Linked DNA regions of Mus musculus: region 2 is linked to region 1. The links are chromatin loops, found by intact Hi-C in ENCODE. Cell type or tissue: left cerebral cortex. All regions are shown on one strand. Links, peaks and the distances in the headings refer to the core of each region. The heading gives the core; the rest is flanking DNA.

Region 1 (9,979 bases), core at 1,419-9,418:
TCACACACAGGCACACACACTAAATAAATCAACAAACAAATAAATGTTATTTAATATAAAATAAAAATAAAATGTTAAAAAAAAAAACCCAGAAGATCACAGGTCCCTAGATATTCAGAACTCAGGAATTTATAAGCGGGCCACCGAGTCGTACACAACATGGCTTAAGATCCTCTACTGACTTCTAGAGATCCAGCTCTAGAGCTTATGTTGGGCTTGTACTCATATAATGCTAGGTTCTCCTGTCACCCCAAACGACAGCAGAGCAACCGGGTTAATTGGTGCCATGTTGTGGCTTTCAGAAGACTTAAAGCACTATACTCATTTGTTTCAAAACAGCTGGATCATATTAACACAATTCACTAGCGTTTCTCGATGTTATAAGAATGAACGGTAAGAGAACAGAAGTTTTTACTGAACATGCACACATAACAGGCTTATGTAGAAAACGTTACCTAGCCATAGAGAACAGGCCAGAACATGTGACTTCACCATTCTCTTCCTATGCCACAAGAGCCTATAAACAAGGTGAACGGCCATTGCCAACTTTTTTCCCCTCCACAGTTCTCCCTGTAACTCTGTTTCCTCTGAAAACTTTTTCCCCCTTTGAGTCCAAGATTCCACGGACCGTGATAGAGAGAAGCAAACATGAATTACCACCCACACTCGTAATAACAGCTGCCCACTTGATATTCTTTACATTGCAAGTAAGTGTTGCAATGTAGAGTTGGATATTGGCTGATATCGGGCTGTGTTTTGGTGTGTTCTCCCACCAATAAGATACAACACAACACCACACACACACACACTGAATTTTTTATTCATATTCAAAACTCAGGCCCAAGACTGTCATGAATAAAAAGAAAATCATCCTTTGATTTAAATTGATTAGTGTTTTTTTCTCAATATTTTTAGCATCTTATTCTTGGCAGGCATACTCTCTTAGGAGACTGTATTTTAAGGGAAAAGGCACAGAAACCAGCACCTCTGTCACAGAGTCGAAGTGCTGTGTTAAGAGGGAAAGGGGGTGAGCAGAGGCAAGTTCACTGGTGACACCATGTCCCATGAGAGCCCCATCCCTCTCCACTTGATCGAAAGGCTCATTCCTCGTGACCTTGGTTTGCAGTGGCTCTCATTATGGGTAAAGAAGCTCTAGGTGGATGACTGTGAGCCCTGCCTTGGTAGACTAGTAACATTCAAAACAGAAAGACTAAAGGAATGCAATTATGGTCTTAACTTTCACAACTGCCTGTGCTGAGATGATGTTTCTGTGATTCCTCTGTGATACCAGCTACTGCTTTGCTAGAACTGCGTACATGCATGTTGGACAGCAGAGAATATGTGAGTTGTCTAGGCAAAGAGAGAGACTCCAAAATTCCCAATTACCTCCCTGTTCTCCTTGTTATTTACCTAGTATTCTCCTGTCCCTTGGGGCTTCACTTTTGTTTTGCCTGGTAGGAGCCTAACTAAATTGGTTAGGTGCCACATGCTGGCTTCAGTTTGAGGATAAGCTGTTTACAGCTTCTAGTGAGGGAAGGAATGATTAATTAGTAGATTCTATCCTGCGCTGAAACTATTTGAATGGAAATCTCGAAAAACCAAGAAAAAAAAAGTAAATATCTTCTTAGAAGAAATGTTTAGAGGATTTTTTAACTTTGTCTACTAACTATACTTCTATACTTGAAATTTAGCAATGCTACTTTCTTGGTCTTTTTCTTTCACCGTTGTTTAAAGATCATAAAATTATTTTTATCACTCTGGGTCATTTTTTGACAAAAAATACTTATTCTATACTTCTTTCAGACATAATTTTCCCACATAGTAATTGGTTTTATAACGTTACTTTAGATCGAATGTCAATAGGAAACTTTACACTAAACCTGTTTTTCAACCACCACAGAAGCTGCCCAACACCCATCTGAAGCACAAATTAAAGGGAGAGCTGGATGCAGTGGGCTAACCTATCAAGACATAGCTATCACTTCGCCATGCCAGGCAGTCAGATTGACCCAGACAATTTGGGGCTTGAGCCATCTAGAAATCTGGGTAAAGTGGGGCATGGCTCAGGTATCTGCCCTTAGCACCTTGAAGATTTTGGAGTCTTTCTTTGAAACTGCTTCTCTATAGCACACAGGCAGTACACACACCTTATACAATTATATCACATCCGGCTAAACAATTATGTTGGGAAACTAGGATTCCCGTTACCTTCTCGGAAAGCCATGTCTTCTGCACTTATTTCTTGGAGAGAAAGATCTTTGATGGCCTGGTGAACAACGAAGAGGTTCTCTTCTGGGTTTTCTAGGGAGAAACACAAGCAATGTAACATTTCCAACACATATGGTTAAAGGTTCACAAATCATTGCATTTTTCTGATTCCTTTAAATTTGATTGCATTTGTTTAATAATTAGTTTCCACAATGATAATATCTCCATACACACATACATATATATATGTATATTATATATACATACACACACACACACACACACACACACACACATATATATATATATATATATATATTAGATGGATTAGGATCTCTTTAGGATCTTATAATTCTGAGTTCCCTTTTTTTCTCTTTTTTTGCACATTAGTTCTATGTAACCAGCAATGGACCTGTGGTTCTAACCATTATAGCAGTAGTTACCATTGGATTACCATTTAGAAATTATGTAACAACTCAATAAAGGTGGCTGCTTTTATTCTGTTTTCTTTCAGTGAAAACAATCAGGGGTTCAGAAGAGAAAACAGCAGAATTGCAGAGCTATCAGACAAGCCTGAGTTATGAATCAGTATGATAGAAAGCCCCTATTGTGTATAGGGACTGTATTTCTTGGGTTCAGCTTATTTATGTGATATTAGTTAATACATATATTTTTGAAAAGCTTGTAAGTCGAAACAATTAAACTGAGAAAAAGAAATACTTTACCATTGAGGATCTTCTCATCTTCAGGCCCTTTAGGAAGTATGTTCCCTTTAGTGTTTCCAGTTTCTTCTTGATTTTCTTTTGCAGGTAAATCTTCAAGACTGGGTTCAACCTTGTAGTATGCCTGGGTCTCATCTGCATCAGTTGTCTCCTGCCTGGTTTGACTGCTAGGCTGTTGGCCATTCTCAGGTGGTCTGTCCCCATTGCACTCTGTCCCGCTCAGTGTCTCAGGAGTATCTGTCATGATGTTCACTGAGGTCTGATTTAAGGACGCAATGAAGAAAGCAAGCTCTTCGATAAGCTCTAATGCTGTGGTTCCTACAGTTCGAAACCAACTCTCAGTCTGACGTGCAATAGCAAGATTCCTCCGAAAGGTTTTCAGGGCTCAGAATGAATATGATAGGGTTTGTCAGTTTGGTAACCAGCCCGGGAGCAAAACCCAGCCAATCAGCAACATCCCCACCACCTCGCAGCTCCAGTCTCAGAATTAGTGTTGCCTTCAATTTGCATAAACAAGCAATCTGAAGCAATCAGGCTTTTGTGTTAGCATGCAAAGGGGGACTTGCCGCTTGTCAGTCCCCCTCTGGGAACAGAGATTTTTGTCCCTCTCCATAATGGCCCATTGTAATTTTCCTTGTAACAGGAGCCACAATTGTTCCCAGGCTTTAATCCAGAGAGAATGACCACCTTGAGGCACATTAGTTCTGTGTAACCAGCTTAACATTTCCGAACAGATTTGGTTCGAGTAAAACCTCAGCTATTTTGTAGGAGACAATGGCATCATTTCTCATCTATTAAAGACTAAAACCAGCTTTTCAAGGACCTGTAAACATGACAACTTGATTGTAAACGGCTTTGGCAACTGATTTCATAGTGTGCTCTCAGGAAGCTGATTTTCCAGTCCCCCCAGGTCTACAGACACCCACCCTACCCATTAAAACACTGGTGTAATTTTCCCTTGAAGTTATCCCTTGCTCCAATCAGAATTATCCTTTGCATTTCATAATGATATTTGTGATGCAGTCTGTTGGCCAGTCATTGGCTAAAACTAGGCTGCTGCTCACTCCCCTGCCCTTTAATAGGATACATTCTTTCTTTTTTCTGGATGGCTCAGTCCTTCCCCAAGATCAAGTCTTTTGTCTGAACAATGTCTCTGAGTCTTTAATTTCTGGCTAATGTATCATTCCTTTAATGATTCCCTCCCTAACCAACATTTTTCCCTCCAGAGTTTAATTGCTTATGATTAACTTAAGTAACTAATTTTACAGTGATGGCACTTTACCGACTCAAATCTAAACTTCGCCTGAGCAGTGTAAAGGGAGCTCACTTTTGTTCTCAGCATGCACCACTCACCTTGCCTTCGGCAGGCAAACCATCCTGGAAGACATGAAGAGATTCTAAAGAGAAACATTCGCCCTTCCTTTCGATTATCAGACTATTGGACAGTAGACCCCAAGGAACTGGAACTACCTCAGAACTTTCATGCTGAAATGAAAACATGACTGATGAAGCCTGGTGCCAGCCAGAGAAGGCACTTGTCTCCCAAGAAGAGTTTTCATACAATTCTGGAAAGTTATCAGACCATCTTGCAGGAGGCACTGGAACCATGGTGGGTAAAAACCACACCTTGGCCAAAACTACTTAGCAGGAGTTAGGCATGGGTCTTGCCACCCATTTAACTCAAAGGTCATGTTAGCACCTGAAGATGAACTTGGAGAGATGACTAGATATTTTTTCCCCTCCCACATTGAACAATTCTTTCTCAGCTTTTCATCACATGTGACTCTTGGGTCTAACTGATGACACTACTGCACAACAACTCTGCCAACAGGCATTTGATTTTTAAAAGTGAGTAAACTTTAAAGAAGTGAGTAAATCTCTTCCACCAAGAGAATACATTTGAGGGCATTTTTATAGTAATCAAGAATAGAAATTGGGGGAGGGGGTGCTTGTAAATATGTCACCTTCAAAATTGTGCCTAAGAGGGCTGAAGAGACAGCTCAATGATTAGAACACTGGCTGTTCCTCCAGAGGAACTGAGCCACAATTCCTAGCTCCCTCTCACACAGTTGTTCAAAACATCTGTAATAGCAATTTCAGATGACCCAACTACCTCTTCTGCTGGAAACAGCCATAGAAATGGTTCACATAAAAACAGGCAAAATACCCATCTACCCATAAAAAATTTTACATTCCATCTAAAGATGACTCCATTTGATTATATGTCAGAGGCACCAAATACATGTCCCTGTGACATCATCTGCTCAATCCTGATCCAGGAAAACATCTCTAACAGAGATTGTGACCCCCTACCCTGTCATCGCCAGCTCTTCTCTCTCTAGCACACTGACTATTTGCTCAGTCTACGTAGGATGCTACATAGTTGGTAAGCCCACTGATGAAATGGGGTGATGGAGGGTGGGGCTTTGAGTTCAGTGGAGACTGTCTCACCTCAGGAAGGGTTTAACTTATGAGTTAGGGAGCCAGAATCTCACAGCCACAGAAAAATTTCAGAGTCAGTAGCTCCACATTTTATCTTGAGAGTCTGAAGAATGAAACTAATGGATTGCCGAGGGTGAGTTTGGGAATGTTTATGGAGAACATAAGAGAAAGAGAAAAGGCAGGGGTCCTGTGTAGCTGGAGCTGAACCAAGGGAAGTGTAAAGATCATTGAGATGCTAATCTATGGAGTTTTTACAGAACTAATTGTAGAAACTAGGGGAGGTGTTCAACCCAGTCGGTCCACCCATAATGTGTCTTCTCTCGCCTTTAGACATATCTTACATTCAGCTTCTAGGCACAGGTGCTGATTAAGGGGAAAAATAAGCAACCATGTACCAGAACTCCCTCTGGCATGTCTGGACACAGTGAGGACAGAACTGCAGACAGGACCAAGGACATTTCCAGCTTTCAGTCCAGAAAAAAGAATTAGATCTGTTCACTCACAGAGTCTCTGGCCCTAAATTAGTTGAATGGGTGTTTCTTTCTTGCTCCTATCAGCTGTAATGGCACATGCCATCCCTGGCCTTTGCACAGATGTTTGTATTGACCACAGCTCCTACAGGGATCCATCATCAATCACCTTGGCATATGTGAGAATAGTAGCCACTAGAGGGCAGCAGAAGGCCAGAGGCAGTGCCAACCCAGGAGGCACACAAGAGCTGCTGGAGACAATGAAGGGTCTGTCCTCACAAGAAATAACCAGTAAGCCTGTAGATGAGAAAATATTGATGGGAATCTGTGAGGGTATACAGAAACTGAATCCAAAGTTCAGGGACAAATGAGAACATATTAAACTCTATGATCCTTAAGAGAAAGAAGTGACTCTTTATTTAATCCAATAACCAGTAGCAAACAGATATACAAATGCTCACATCAGTTTTAAAGGTCCTATCCCCAATCATTCCAAGAGGGTTTTGCCAAGGACATCATTTCAGAATCACAGCAAAACTTACAGATTCTAAACGCATTGTCTTTCCTACTTCTAGGTGTCTATTACCTTTAGCAAGCATAGCATGTGCATGTACCCTGGTATTCATTTAGTTCAGTTTATGTGTCTGTGGTTGTTTTTCTTTCTAACCAATGCTTTAACTATTTGTGGAGTTAGAAGTATTTCAGGGTTGCAGAAAGAAAAAAATTGATAGAGAATTTTGTCAACTTTGGCTGACTAGACTTCACTTCTGTAGGGAATGTTTGGTAAACTGTCATGCAGAATAGTGGACAACAAGTGAATAGGGTATAATGTGCTATTTTCCCTACATATAGGAAGACCTATGAGATACTTTTTGCACCAAGATGATCTAACTATTAAATAAAACATATTATCGTGTCCTTACAGAAGAGAGTAGTCACCCATTTTTTTTATAACAATATATAACCTTCGTAAGTCTATAGCCTTAGTAAGTCTGGACTGGTGGGCTTTTCAGCTTTACATTCCAATCACAGTTTTCCCTTCCTCCTTACCCTTAATTGGAAAATCTTTTTCTAACCCATTACTTTAAGATAATGTCTATCATTGATTTTCAGGTGTGTTTCTGGTATGCAGTCAAATATTGAAACCTGATTTCTTATCCATTCTGTTAGTCATGTCTTTTTATTGGGGAATTAAGTGCATAGATATTGAGAGATATTAATGAGAAATGATTGCTAATTCCTGTTATTTTTATGTTGGTGATGGTAGTTTGTGTGTGTGTGTGTGTGTGTGTGTGTGTGTGTGTGTGTGTGTTATCTTCTCTTCTTGATTTTATACATGTGGAATTATTTATTTCCTGTGTTTTCTTGGGTATAATTAAAATCCTTGGGTTAGGATTTTCTTTATAGTATCTTCTGTAGGGCTAGATTTGTAGATATATGTTGCTTAAATTTGGTTTTGTCATAGAATATATTGTTTTCTCCCTCTATGGTTATTCAAAGTTTTGCAGGGTATAGTAGTGTGGGGTGGCATCTGCAGTCTCTAAGAATCTGCAAGACATCTCTGCCCAGGCCTTTCTGGCTTTTAGACTCTGTTGAGAGGTCAGGTGTCTAATAAGTCTGCCTTTATATGTTACTTGTCCTTTCTCCCTTGCAGATTTTAATATTATCTCCATCCTCTGAACACTTTGTGTTTTTATTATTATGTGGCCGGAGGACTTTTTTTCCTGTTCCAATCTATTTGGTGTTCTGAAAGCTTCCTTGTAAGCATCTCTTTCTTGAGGTTAGAGACATTTTCTTCTAAGATTTTGTTGAAAATATTTTTGGGCCCTTGGAACCGGGGATCATCTTCTTCTATTACTATTATTCCTAGGTTTTGTATTTTCCTAGTGTTCCAGATTTCCTAAATGTTTTGTCATAGGATCGTTTAGATTTAAGTTTCTTTGATGAATGAATCTATTTTTCTCTAGCTTATCTTCAATTCCTGAGATTCTTCATTTCACCTCTTATATTCTGTTGGTGATGCTGATCCTGCTCATTTACATAGATTTTCCATTTCCAGGGTTCCCTCAATTTGTTTTCCTTATTGCTTCTATTTCCATTTTCAGATCCTCAACAGCCCTTCACTTGTTTGCTTTTTCTTGGCTTTCTTGGCATTCTTCAAGGGATTATTGATCTTTCTCCAACTTTTTGTTTGTCTTTTCCTTGATTTCTTTAAGGACCTCTATCATCCTCCAAATGTTGGTTTTAAGGCTTTTTGTATTGTGTTTCAGCTACATTGGAATATTCATGTCTTGCTGTCATAGTATATAAGGGCTCTTGTGGTACCATATTGTTCAGACTGTTGTTGATTGTGCTCTTATACTGGTGTGTAACCATCTGAGTTTGAATTAATTATAGGTCTAGGTACTGATTTCTGAGTTTGTCTTTGTTGGATGGATGTCTTGCTTCTTGGTCTCTGCTTCCTCTTTGGTTTTCTTGGTGTTGTTTACACAGGCTCGATCTTGAGTCTCAGAGGAAAATTGGAGATTTAAATAATGCAGGAACTGTTAACATTATCTGGAATCTCAGAGACAGACCAGATCTATTTTTTCCAATATTCCTCTCTAGGGTCTTGCTTTGAACTCTTAGGTATTAGCTTAGAGAATTCTGGAGGTGAGGTTTATCTGTATTTGGTCAATGGATGTCCAATTTTAATATTGTACCAGGTTCCCAATCTGTACTGTGTCTGCACTTCCTCTTTCACTACTTTGTATAGCTAGCTCTCCTCTGTTATGCAGTCCCATTGCCATGATGCTTTGCCCAAGCACACGAGTTAAGTCACAACGACTGATGCCTCTGATAATCCTTGTCTAATTACATATTTTATCCTTTCATATTATTGTAAGTATTTTGCCAAAGCAATGAAACAAAACAAAAACAAACAAAATCTTAATGTTCCACAGCCTCTAGCTTATCTATCTGCCTATGTACCAATTGCCACCTATCTGAGGGGGCCTGAGGAATTCTGTAGGCAATTCATAACTGTGGGCATTCATAACTGTGAGTGATTATTAAATATCTTCTTTTAGTCCATTGTCACATCTTAACTTGAAGCTTAAGGGTATAAGGAAAGGTCCATGTCCATGGGAAAACAACAAGATAGAAGAGATGAGGATGAAACGAAAACTATATCAGTTCCCACTGCTTCTGACTCCACTGATATGAATGTCCTCCAGGACAATTTGGTCCTTCTTATCATAGGCTAGGAGTCAATGATGCTAATGTTAGGTGCGAAGGAAGGTGGAGATATTGCAGGCTTAGATATGCCATGTACTAGATGACTCAATAAATCAACACAGTTTTCACGAGCTACAAATAGCTGCTGTTTCAATTCAGTCTTACAAAGCAAATACAAAAACGTTCTACTTTGCCCTACTTTTCTTTCTCTGAAAAATTTGGAAAGGCATCCTGGGAAATGTAGTTTAACCTAATCAGGCAGAAGACATATAACAAAGTCACTAGTCCCTCCAATAAATCATTAAATCTGCTGGAAGAAATAGAGTGATGCTTCTGGGGACTACACAACTCTATAACTCTCAGAAGTCATGACCATCCAGATTTGTTCACTTAAAGAATTAAAACTACAAAATAAAATGACATCACAGCTAGGGATAATACAATAAAAATGTAGAAATTTACACCCTTAGTATCAGTCACCATGTATGTTTTGCTTAAATTAATAATACTTTCTTACCCTCTAGTATAATTTCTATAAAGTTGATGATTGGTGCCATGTTCAATGCCTGGTGTTGCTTTTTATGACCACAGAGAGTGACAACCACTATGCAAGTGATACAAGATCCTGGAGCAAATCAATAAAATCATTTGTGAAACAGTGTGTTTTAAAAATCAAATGCAATAGAACTTGAAACTTTAGCTGCATCTTCCAAGAATGTTGCTGGTGATTTTTTTTTTTTTTTTTTTTTTTTTTTTTTTTACTGTTTTGAAAGATAAAGATTTTTATAACCCCAGGGAAGGTATATCGCTTTGAGTTGTTATAATAGAGAGCCTAGCCTCCTAGTGAATCCCTGAAAAGTATTTTTTTTTTAAAAAATGATGGATGGAATGGGCTAAGTATTTCATGAGGGCCAGAGGAGC
Region 2 (9,979 bases), core at 791-8,790, 120 kb after region 1:
TAGATATAAAATCTCGGTTGTTTTGAGATTTAAATGCAATACAACGAAAAACAGTATATTGATTCATTTCTATCATTCCTTAGCTAATACAAAGCCTGACTTAAAGGAACAAGAAATAGTTCTTAGATTCTAATAACTAGAAATAGTAGGTTAAATAGAGATAGCACAAAGTACTATGCATGAGACATAAACTAACAATGTGTCTTTCCATGAATCCGTATTAGAATCTCCAAAATTACATACAATCAGTAATCTCTCACTTGCTCACTCTCATTCCCTTGCCCTCTGTCACTTAAAGGAACAAGAAAATAAATTTACAAGATGCAGAGTAGAAGAAACTTCAGAGTCACCTCACAGAACATTTTTTACTTACAGGTGAAAACCAAAGACAGTGGTTTAGTGGTAGAACTCTCAGTACATCACACAGTCTCCTTCAACAGAACTCTATAAGCATTTCCTACTTGAATACTCATAACAAGAGGCAGGCATCTTCCAGATGTTCTTAATCTCATGCTAACTGCAAGGATAGTACTATATTGCTCCTTTTCCAGAAAAGTTTGCTGTGTCTAACCCACTTGCTCAAGGGTACACAACTAGGACCTAGGACAGCCAAGGTTACATTCCAATAGTGAACAAGTAAACTATGCTACAATTCTGTTACCTAACAATTGTGCTAATCTTGAGAAGATGGGAAATATGACCCTTGTCCTCATGACTTTAAGACTCTAGTGAAAATATAAAGTTTTTTTTTTTTAAAGTCTGAAATCCTAACCCTTAATAGCTGTAAGACTGGATACATTTAAAATAAGTCTTTGTAGATGGTATGATGATAAGATGACATCATTAGAATAGGCTTTAGTCCAATGGGTCTAATGATTTTATCAGTAGAGAAGAATCCAATGTGACCACAGAAGCAGATTTTGAAGTTGAAGCTTTGTACTTGCACACCAAGAAACACTGAGGTTGGATGCTCATCACCACAAACGAGGAAGAGCCATGGAAGAATTCTGTTCAATCACAGTGAAGTAGTGGCTGGATTTTAGACTTGCAGCCTCCAGACTGTCAGAGACTGACTTTCTGTTGGTTTCAGCCACTATGTTTGATTAATATGTAGCATAGTATACGATCTATTACTACTCTTTAGAGACAAGATGACATTAAAAGTGGAACATGCCCTTCAGTCCTGGCATAGCCTGGTATGCCAGGACATTGACTCAAAATATAATGGAAGGGATTGAAATGTTACAAACAATACATGGTGAGTGGTGATCAATGCAAAAATGTGAGTGACACTTTTTCTTTAACCAAGCAATGCTACAAATTTGACTTTGAAATCAGAGGGCGTAGGTGGGAGAAGCAAAATGTTTGTGAAAAGTCTAGGAAATGTCCTTGTACTTTAGATACTAGGGATCAAGGGGCCAGCCAGAGTGGCCCATTTCTTCACTTAATAAGGACACCATTTTCTGCACTGGAGATTTTTTCCAGAGCAAACTAGGCCATATGCATGCCCATTTGTATGACTGATAGCAAAGAGAAATTTGATGAGATAAAACCAGTGAACTCAAGAACAAGAAGATAACAGCAGTTATGTAGGCTTCTGAACAGTTACTACTTCCCTTGTCCCACCACCTACCACCTGAAGGACTTTTGCAAGACCATTGTCATTTGGAATGTTTCTTCATATACTCAATAGAGAGAGAGATGCGGCATTATTATGAGTATCAAATAATGATGGACAGAAGAGTCTTTGGCAATCAATGTAAAGCAGTACAATAAAATTAAGGGTTCAGAGGTTCCCTAGACTCAACAACCTAAGTTTCCCTGCCACCATATTACTAAGACCATTATGGTATAATTCTAGTACGCTAACAATGGTGGGGAGGTCACATGATTTTTCAAGTGCAGAAAATTACATCATTTCAGCTGCAGAATTAAGTTCAGATTTCTTCACATCTTTTGTAACTCCTCTGCCGTTTGGCCTATAGCCTTTCCTAGCCATATGTCCCTGTGCATGTACCCTTTCACATGCCTTCTTAGGAATGAGGAAGGCCAGAGGGTGGAACACAGGTCCTTACACTGCTGATTAAGCTAAATCATTGACCCGAGCTTTATTGTGCTCAGCTCGGCTTCTACATCAGGACCAGTGATGCTGCATATCATCATGTGGCGCACACAATGTCCAGTAAGATAATAATAATTCCTCCAAGTTTCCCAGGGTAGTTACTATCACCCATGACCTTCCTTCCAGTGACACTGTCCTGCCTCTGTTCCTGAACACACAGGGATTCTTTCCAGTTTCTCACTTATGTACACAACACAAAGATATGTGGCTCACCTCAGATACTCCCTCCTCTGAAGTATCTTCCTATACCAGGAGCAGGTAATGTGCCTCTACCACTCCTGGACATCTAAACAATTCACCCTTTGCCCCAGTTACACACACAGCCTCTGATACTGGAATTCATCCATTTTATCTACATTGGTACCCATCCTCCCAGGCTCATCTTAAATGCTTTATCTTTCTCCAAGTTCTACCTGATACCCCAAGAAGCAATGAGCATCTCTCCTCAGACACTCCAAAACACCTGCCATGATTCATCACATTCTGCCTTATTCAAATGAAGTGTGTCCATCCTGTCTTTTTCTGAACTCCAGCCATGTATGCCCACGTATCCCCGGTCCAAGAGATTGCCCTTTTCTCATTTATTTGTATCCTTCCAGCACTTAAAAGAGAAACACATTTATCAGAGATCTCAGGAAGTAGTGATGAATGCATTCATAATTTGCTTAGACCTCTGGAGGCTGACTCATCTCCTGTGATTATTTACTTAGGGCAATGTATGTGCGTGCTGAATAATATTCATGGTGTTTTTAATATTTAAATGTAATTTATACTCTGGACTGTTTTTCTTAATTGCAATTAAAATAACTATTTTAAGGCAAAACTGAAATACAGTAATAATGTGCGTTTTATGTTAAACCTTGATAACACAGTGCCATCAATTAGAATAGGCACCGTTGATTTACTAACTGCTTTTCAAGGAAGGGGAAAAATTCACACTGGGTGTGTCCAAAGGTAATAAGAAGTATCTTAATATCCAAAATATAAAGTTCGGAAGATGTGCAACACAATTGAGGAAGTATAGTTTGCAGCCTTTGCCTCGCCACAAGATGTTCATACACTAAGCTATAGATAGAACCAGACTATCTGGGGCAGTGCTGTGTGACAGATACAATCTGCCAGCCCATCTTTCTAAGATTCTCTTTTTATATGATAGGTCCTCATATTTTATCACCTCTTCCTCTGAATATCCTACCATCTCATCTAGCTCCTTCTTGTCTTGAACTCAAGGCTTAGCCCTCAGCATAACACATACAAAAAAAAAAAAAATGGTCTCCCTACATTTAGTGTCCCAGCTACCCATCTTCTAATGTTGACATCTGAGCATATTGTAACATACCTGCCAAATGAAGTTTTAATTCCCAGTCTTTACATTCAAACTATGATGCAGTTTTTATGTATTTTTTCAGTTATCAATTTTAATCTAAACACATGGACTTGTTGCGACAGGATGTAAAAAGCCTTCCTTCTGACAGCTCAGTTGAGAGAAGCATACCTCAGTGTCTTTAAGCTGTTTTCCCTGCCTGTAACCTACTTTTTATCACTTGTCATTGAATTGTATACACACTACATGGCTCACCTCAGTTGCTCCCATCTCTGAAGTATCTTTCTATACCAGCAGCAGGTTATGTGTCTCTAACAGTCCTGGACTCCTAATCATTTCACCCTTTGCCTCAGTCACACACACAGCCTCTGATGCACGCCTACTTCCTTACTCACATCACCAGGGATAGTAACCTCCCTTTATTTTTGTGACACCTCCCCACTGCCTTAAGCAATGTTGCCATAAAATCTGGATGACCAGATGACAAATGGAAAATAAAATTATTTTAAGTGGATAGTTGATTTAATTATACCTTGCAAGGAGGCTTCTAGAGAGATGAGGAAGGACACGGAGTCGATAAAAGAGATTAAACTGAAGACTTTTGTTTCAAACCGTATCTCATGTTCCTTTGATAGGACACTCAGGGGCTTGATAGAGGAATGCTCAGGATGTTCAGGGAAACACAGTGATACAATATCTCCACAAGAAATTCGTGCTGTTTAAACAGAGCTGAACAAGTGGAAACTGGATGTGATTATTAAATATTTGGAGCATCAGTAAATAACGGTCTAGGACAGATATAATCATCTAAACGCCAGCATCTCAAATTAGCAGCATCTGAAAGAGACGTCGTGTATCATTTTACAGGAAGAAAGGATGTCTTTTTGAGCCCTTTCTTTTTGATGTTTTGAGACACAATGTCCAATGTTCCAGGCTGACCTTGAACTCCAGATCCTCCTGCATGTGCATCTTATAACTAGCATTACAGTCATGCTCCACTATACCTGGCCGAGAGGATGCACTGTTTTCTGCTGGCAATAGCAATTATGACAGTAAGCATTTCAGCCTCACCCTGCGTACTCCACAGCACTGGAGCATTAATTAACATGCAGAACGTGTAAGAGTTGTGTCTGGAAAGAGATAGTAATTACTGGCCAGGGCTGATGTAAATTTTTGCTAGGACCTCTTGAAGGACTCTGATCAGGGCTGAGCAGTGAAACGAAGGCATAGCAGCTGCTTGCCAGAGCACGTGTGACGTGCGGAACAAAGACAGCAAAATATATCCCTGGCTCTTAGCCACAAGCTAAGAAACTGAATGAAGCAGCAGCCAGATTGTATCGATCTGTCGCTCCTCTCTGGGCTATGGCATTCAGCTCCATCGTCAGTGTGTAAGACAACACTCACTAACAAGGAAGAGGCTTGCTAATATTCCCCAGTCTTTCTTATGCTGCTGTATGTCTCTCTAAATGGGAGCTGTCTCAAGACCTCTGTGTTCATGCCACATATGTTTTCTCCCTTGTAACATACAAGAAAAATCTTTCCATATAGAGCACTCTAATGCTTAACCACAAAGGAGTGTCTCCTCCTCCTCCTCTGTTCAGTCCAGGTGACAGGTCCACATTTCCACCTGCAAGTCCAGGGTCTGCAAGGTGGGCCTTGGCTACTCTGTGGACTCCCTTCCCATACATAGTCTGCTCACTAGTGCTTTGAATAGCTGTGTTAGGAATCTTCTCTGCCATGTAGGAATAGCCCTGATCAGTCAACATATACTACAATTAACTTTATTTATTTTGCAACTACTGATCCTATCACAGGTACAGATGTGAGTCTAGAGGGCAGATACTGAAGGTTCCATGTCCCTGTGTGTCTTTATAAGTCTTTAGAGAGTAGAGACTCATAGATCAGAAGCCAGATAGTTTATTAAGGGGAAGAGACAGAGAGGCCTGAAGGTGTGCGATGCCTCTGTTGTGGCCTGGCTCCAAGAGGGGAAAAAATAAACCAACCGGAGGTGAGGTCTCTCTCAAGTGAGAGTGACTGGTTTTTTTGTGTGGGTCATTAACACAGCCCTCACCTTTCCCAACTTCTCATGAGGCTTTTCTGAGCATCCTCCGGATGGCTGAAGCCCAGGGTGGACTCAGGACCGCCAGTCTTTCCTTTGATGTAGCCTTACCTGTTTTATTTCTGGAATTTCCTCCTTCACTGTTTTACTGCCTTTATATCTGATTTGACTTTTTCAAAAGGTCGGCGTTCCCTTTAAATTATAAATAGTTCATGAGTTGCATTCTGGATGTTTTCCAGCCCCTAGCTTGTCCCTTGCTGGACACTTGCCACACTTTGCTTCTTAGTTTCACTGTTGGAAGGTGGCGCACTGTTCCAGGAAACTGGAAAACCAAACCACCTTAGCTGGTGAACTCCTCAGGTAGAAACATAAAATCTAATTTGTTTGATGTGAATGTTGGAAGTGTTTAGGGACATACAAATAGGGTAGGGGTAGAGTGACTTCTATTGTTTTCAAGTTTTGAAATGTGGTTTCCAGTTTTGAAATGTGGTTTCCCTGAGGGAATAAAGGACAGTATGGAATTTGTGGAATTTGAAGAACAGTGAAGATCATCTAGTGCTGCCTCAACACCCTGAGGTGCTCTGTGCCACTTTCCAAGCAAGTAGTAGATGGTTAATTATTTACTTGTTCCATGGGCTCCTGAAGGACTTAGGTGCAGAGAGAAATACATTTCAGTGTTGTTTGCTCTAAGTACTGTAGTCTGTAAGTTTTATACAGGTTTATAAATATAATTCTTTTTCCTTAAAAAATCAATCAATCAAACAAACAAACATGTTATTTCTTGCGGAGAAACTCCAACAAGATTTGCAAAGAAACATCCCAAATTGGTATGTAAGCCAGGTCTGAGGAAAAAGTAGGGCAGGCTGAGATGCCACAGAAGGAACTGAACTTGCATTAATTTTTCTATTTTCATTCTTTCTGTTTCAGGGGTTGATGTTTGGACATGGCTGTGAATACAAAAGACACAAGGGATTCTGCAGTGAGACGGAAAGTAATGAGCACTGCACACATGCCGACAGCGCAGATTGAAGATGCTCCCTAACGTCTATGTGCATCCATCCCAGCTGTACAAATGATGCTTTTACCCAGCAAGGTGGGCTCCAGGCACTCTGCACCTCCACTTGCTTTGTATTCTGACTACATTGGAAGGTGAGAAGACATTAAATTTGCCTTATGCAACGCCACATGTGACTGAAATGGACAGTTTGACAAAGGAACAGCCACTTGCATGGAGATACGATAGACCACTGGAAGGAGTTGTCCGATGAGGACCAGCCCTCGGTCTCCCAGAATGCCACTCTTCCCATAGAAGCACACCACCGTCTACTGGAAGATCATCAGTTGAGCTTGGCCTATTTTTCATTTTGCCTCATAAAATCAGCCTTCCAACCCTTCACTCATTTTTACTCTCTTTCAGCTCATCCCTGAGAGTTCAACATGGCTAAGATAATGTAACTTTTCAATAAAACATAAAATAATCGGTTCATTTATTCATCAAAAGTCTCAGCCTTCCAGCTTTACGATTTTTCTGTATCTCCCAGTAAAAATAATTCTTTGCTGCTATTTCCTGACTTAAGACCAAATTCTCATACATATTTCTGGTTTCGCTTTTTTCCTATGCCTTTTCATGTGCTGCAGATCAGACTGCTGAGACTTCTGAAGCCTGACACAAGGAGCGTTTAGTGCTCAATCTTGCTGCCTACTGCCTGTCACCCATCCATCAAGTCAAAAATGAATATGTACAAATGTATTTCACAGTCTTGGCAGGACAAAATTTTTAAAGACTCTGATTGATTTTACAACATCTACCAAATTACTTGACATCTATTCTGACAAAAAAAAAAGTCTTCCATGCTAAAGTCTAATTATAGAAGAGCAAGGGGAAATTGCTTCATTCTTCAGGTGCATGGAAGAAGCCCATTGAAAATAGCCCTAAATGGAATGAATACAGGTTTCCCCCTCCCATGTTCTTTGGAGTTAAATAAATCTACAGCTTTGATTTTTTTTTAATTCAACTGTTTGGAATGATTAAGAGAAGATTGGAAATACATTTAACCATGGTTAGCAAATTTTCACTTAAAAATAAAATAATAAACACACCAAAGCAATAGCATTGACCAGAGTCAGTGTGCACACAGGAATTAGCATACCCCTTCTTAGGAACCATGTGGCTATGAAAGAGCTCTTATGCGCTAATGAATATTCACCCATCCTGAACTCTTGATTTCTAGGGTAGGAAGCTAAAAAAAATGTAAGATTATTTTGATACAATGGTAAGTTTAAAAACACATACAGCATTGACATAGTCTTTCTGCTCAGCGTTGGTCTGTTTAAAAGGTAAACTTTGTGAATAGTCTTTGCAAAAACTTCCTATTTGCCCTCCCTAAAAAAGCTGTCTTTTTAAAGAAAGTATATTCAACAATACATAGAAAATAACTCTAAATAAATTAGAAAACATAAATACATTCCACAACAAAAATCTCTTGGTTGTAAAGCATCCTTTGGATTCCACCCATATTTAATTATAACCGAACTGAATATTCAGAAGCCACTTCCTGTCTGTCCCCAGTGGTCAGTCCTCTGCAGCTTACGTTGGATGACTAACCTTCTCAGAGTTCATGTTGTTTGTTTCTTTGTTTGTTTGTTTTATTGGTTTGTTTTTAATTTTTGGCCTGTGATGATTCTTCTGCGTCTGCTCTGAGTGCTGGAATTTCTGGTGTTTGCTACCATACTTGATGGCAGCCTATTATAGTAAAACTACAACAACAACAACAACAAAATGAAAGCAAAACAAAACAAAAACTCTGGTTTTAGATGTCCCTTCCAGATTAATAATTAATTAATTAATTGCTTATTTTGGATTTTCTGTGTAACCTTTCCTGACCTAGAACTCGCTCTGTAGATGCCTGGCCTTACACTCATAGATCCACTTGCCTCTGCCTCTGTGATCTGAGATTATAGGCAAGCACCACCACTGCCTAGCTGCAGATTATTGAGTTTCTTAAACAGAGCAACTGGAGCTGATCTGGATTTGGAAAATGCAACTTTGCCCAGTAAGTTTAGAGCACGTAGGAGAATTTTAGTGTGAAAACTTCAGTCCCTTTAGCCTGTCTCATGTCTCATGTCTCATGTCCAAAGTGGTCAGATTGTCACAGGGGCTTCAGCTACACATGGTTTTAGAGAAGGTGAACCCTCAGAATCTAGACAAGGACAAACTTACAGTAATGGTGAGCAACCAGGTAAGGTAAGATGGTGCTTTGCTGAAGAGAAGTCCATTCAGCCTTGACGAGGACTTCCCAGGGAACTTATAGAGCATCAGAAACTCCACATAGTTAAACAAGACATTAGAGGAAGAAGACTGAAGAGCATCCAGTGACCAAACAGAAGAACTAAGCAGTGTGGCTGAGCTGCTCCCCCATCTCTCAAGCCCTAACAAGCAAAGCACCAAGAAAGTGGGCAATGTGAAATACAGTCTCTCCTCCTTCTTTAAGAGGGATGGAGGAGCAAAGGAAATTGCCTTAATCTGTCTTCTTCCATTTACCATCAAGAACATGCTAGAAAACACTATCAAAATCTATCAGTTTTCCAGTCACAATGTTTAACCAAGCTGTCCTAATTGCCTGACTTGCTTATCTGCATGGATGTGGTGAGAAGGGCTGTTGTTGCTTTGCTGCATTTTGTCTCAGTGTTAAATATAGGAAATGTACAAAAAAATGATTCTTATCTACAGAAGGGTGGAACACTTTTTTTCCACGGTGATGAAAGAGTCCAGTAGATGGGGAAAGTAGACACACCCTGCCCCCTTGCTGTATGTTTCATCTGTGCATACAGAGCTCCCACCAGCTTCAAAGGAAGAGCTGTGCCCAATACACTAGCTACATACTTGGTAGAGGCCAAATAGCAGGGCTGTTATAAATAGTATTACCCAAAACATTATGAAATACTCAAAGGTACTGCTGGGAAAATGGTACACCATTCAAAACTGAAGCAGGAAACTGAAAGACAGTTTCAACCTACAAGGAGAGACAGCTCTGAAATCTACACCCTTTAGTAGAGGAACGATCTGAAAAAAAGATACGACTAAAAGCTTTTCTTTAAAAAAAATAAGAACATCTTGATGGTTTTAATGAACAATTCTTAATAGCACTGCATCTTGGACTAGCTTACTCGTCTATCAGACCTTCTTAGTGTAGCTGAAGAGTGGTACAAACACTGTGGGTTCCTCTTCTCATAAATAAACAGCAGAGCTCAGTAGAAACACAACAGTAAAATAAAAAGGTAAGGTGGTATATTCCAGAAGTTTTAAAGACTTTCCATGCTGATGCATTGTATAAACAATTATTGACACCACTTACATAATTTGGGTTTAAATCATTAGGTGATTAGTTATGGGCCAGCATCATGGCTCAGTAGGTAAACGTGCTCATCATGTGATCCCCATGACCTATGTTCATAGTATGCTATGTTTTAAAAG

Evidence for each region. A loop is a pair of places that touch in the nucleus more often than their neighbours do. Peaks named below come from ENCODE experiments on the same cell type or tissue, not always from the same donor. Only the 100,000 strongest peaks of a DNase experiment are listed, where the experiment ranks them.
Region 2: it touches region 1 in a loop (2.3-fold over the local background); 7 of 42 quality-filtered maps call a loop at or near these places.

Annotation. Positions count from the first base shown.
Region 1 is chr2:58,049,543-58,059,521 of GRCm38, forward strand. It overlaps Ermn (ermin, ERM-like protein), which reads right to left and starts at 3,322. Exons shown (of 3, transcript NM_029972.4): 1 at 2,934-3,322; 2 at 2,209-2,301. The coding sequence starts at 3,174. In left cerebral cortex, for the core only: a CTCF peak has its summit at 6,042 (motif pointing right); DNase peaks (open chromatin) are centred at 3,447 and 6,047; H3K4me3 peaks cover 1,321 bases.
Region 2 is chr2:58,169,996-58,179,974 of GRCm38, forward strand. It overlaps Gm13546 (predicted gene 13546), which reads left to right. Exons shown (of 2, transcript NR_045896.1): 2 at 6,433-7,068. It also overlaps a transcript of Cytip not described here. Among named protein-coding and RNA genes, the nearest start is that of Gm13546, 11 kb to the left of the region's middle. In left cerebral cortex, for the core only: no CTCF peak of the experiment used is centred there; DNase peaks (open chromatin) are centred at 3,254, 3,811 and 4,679; H3K4me3 peaks cover 277 bases.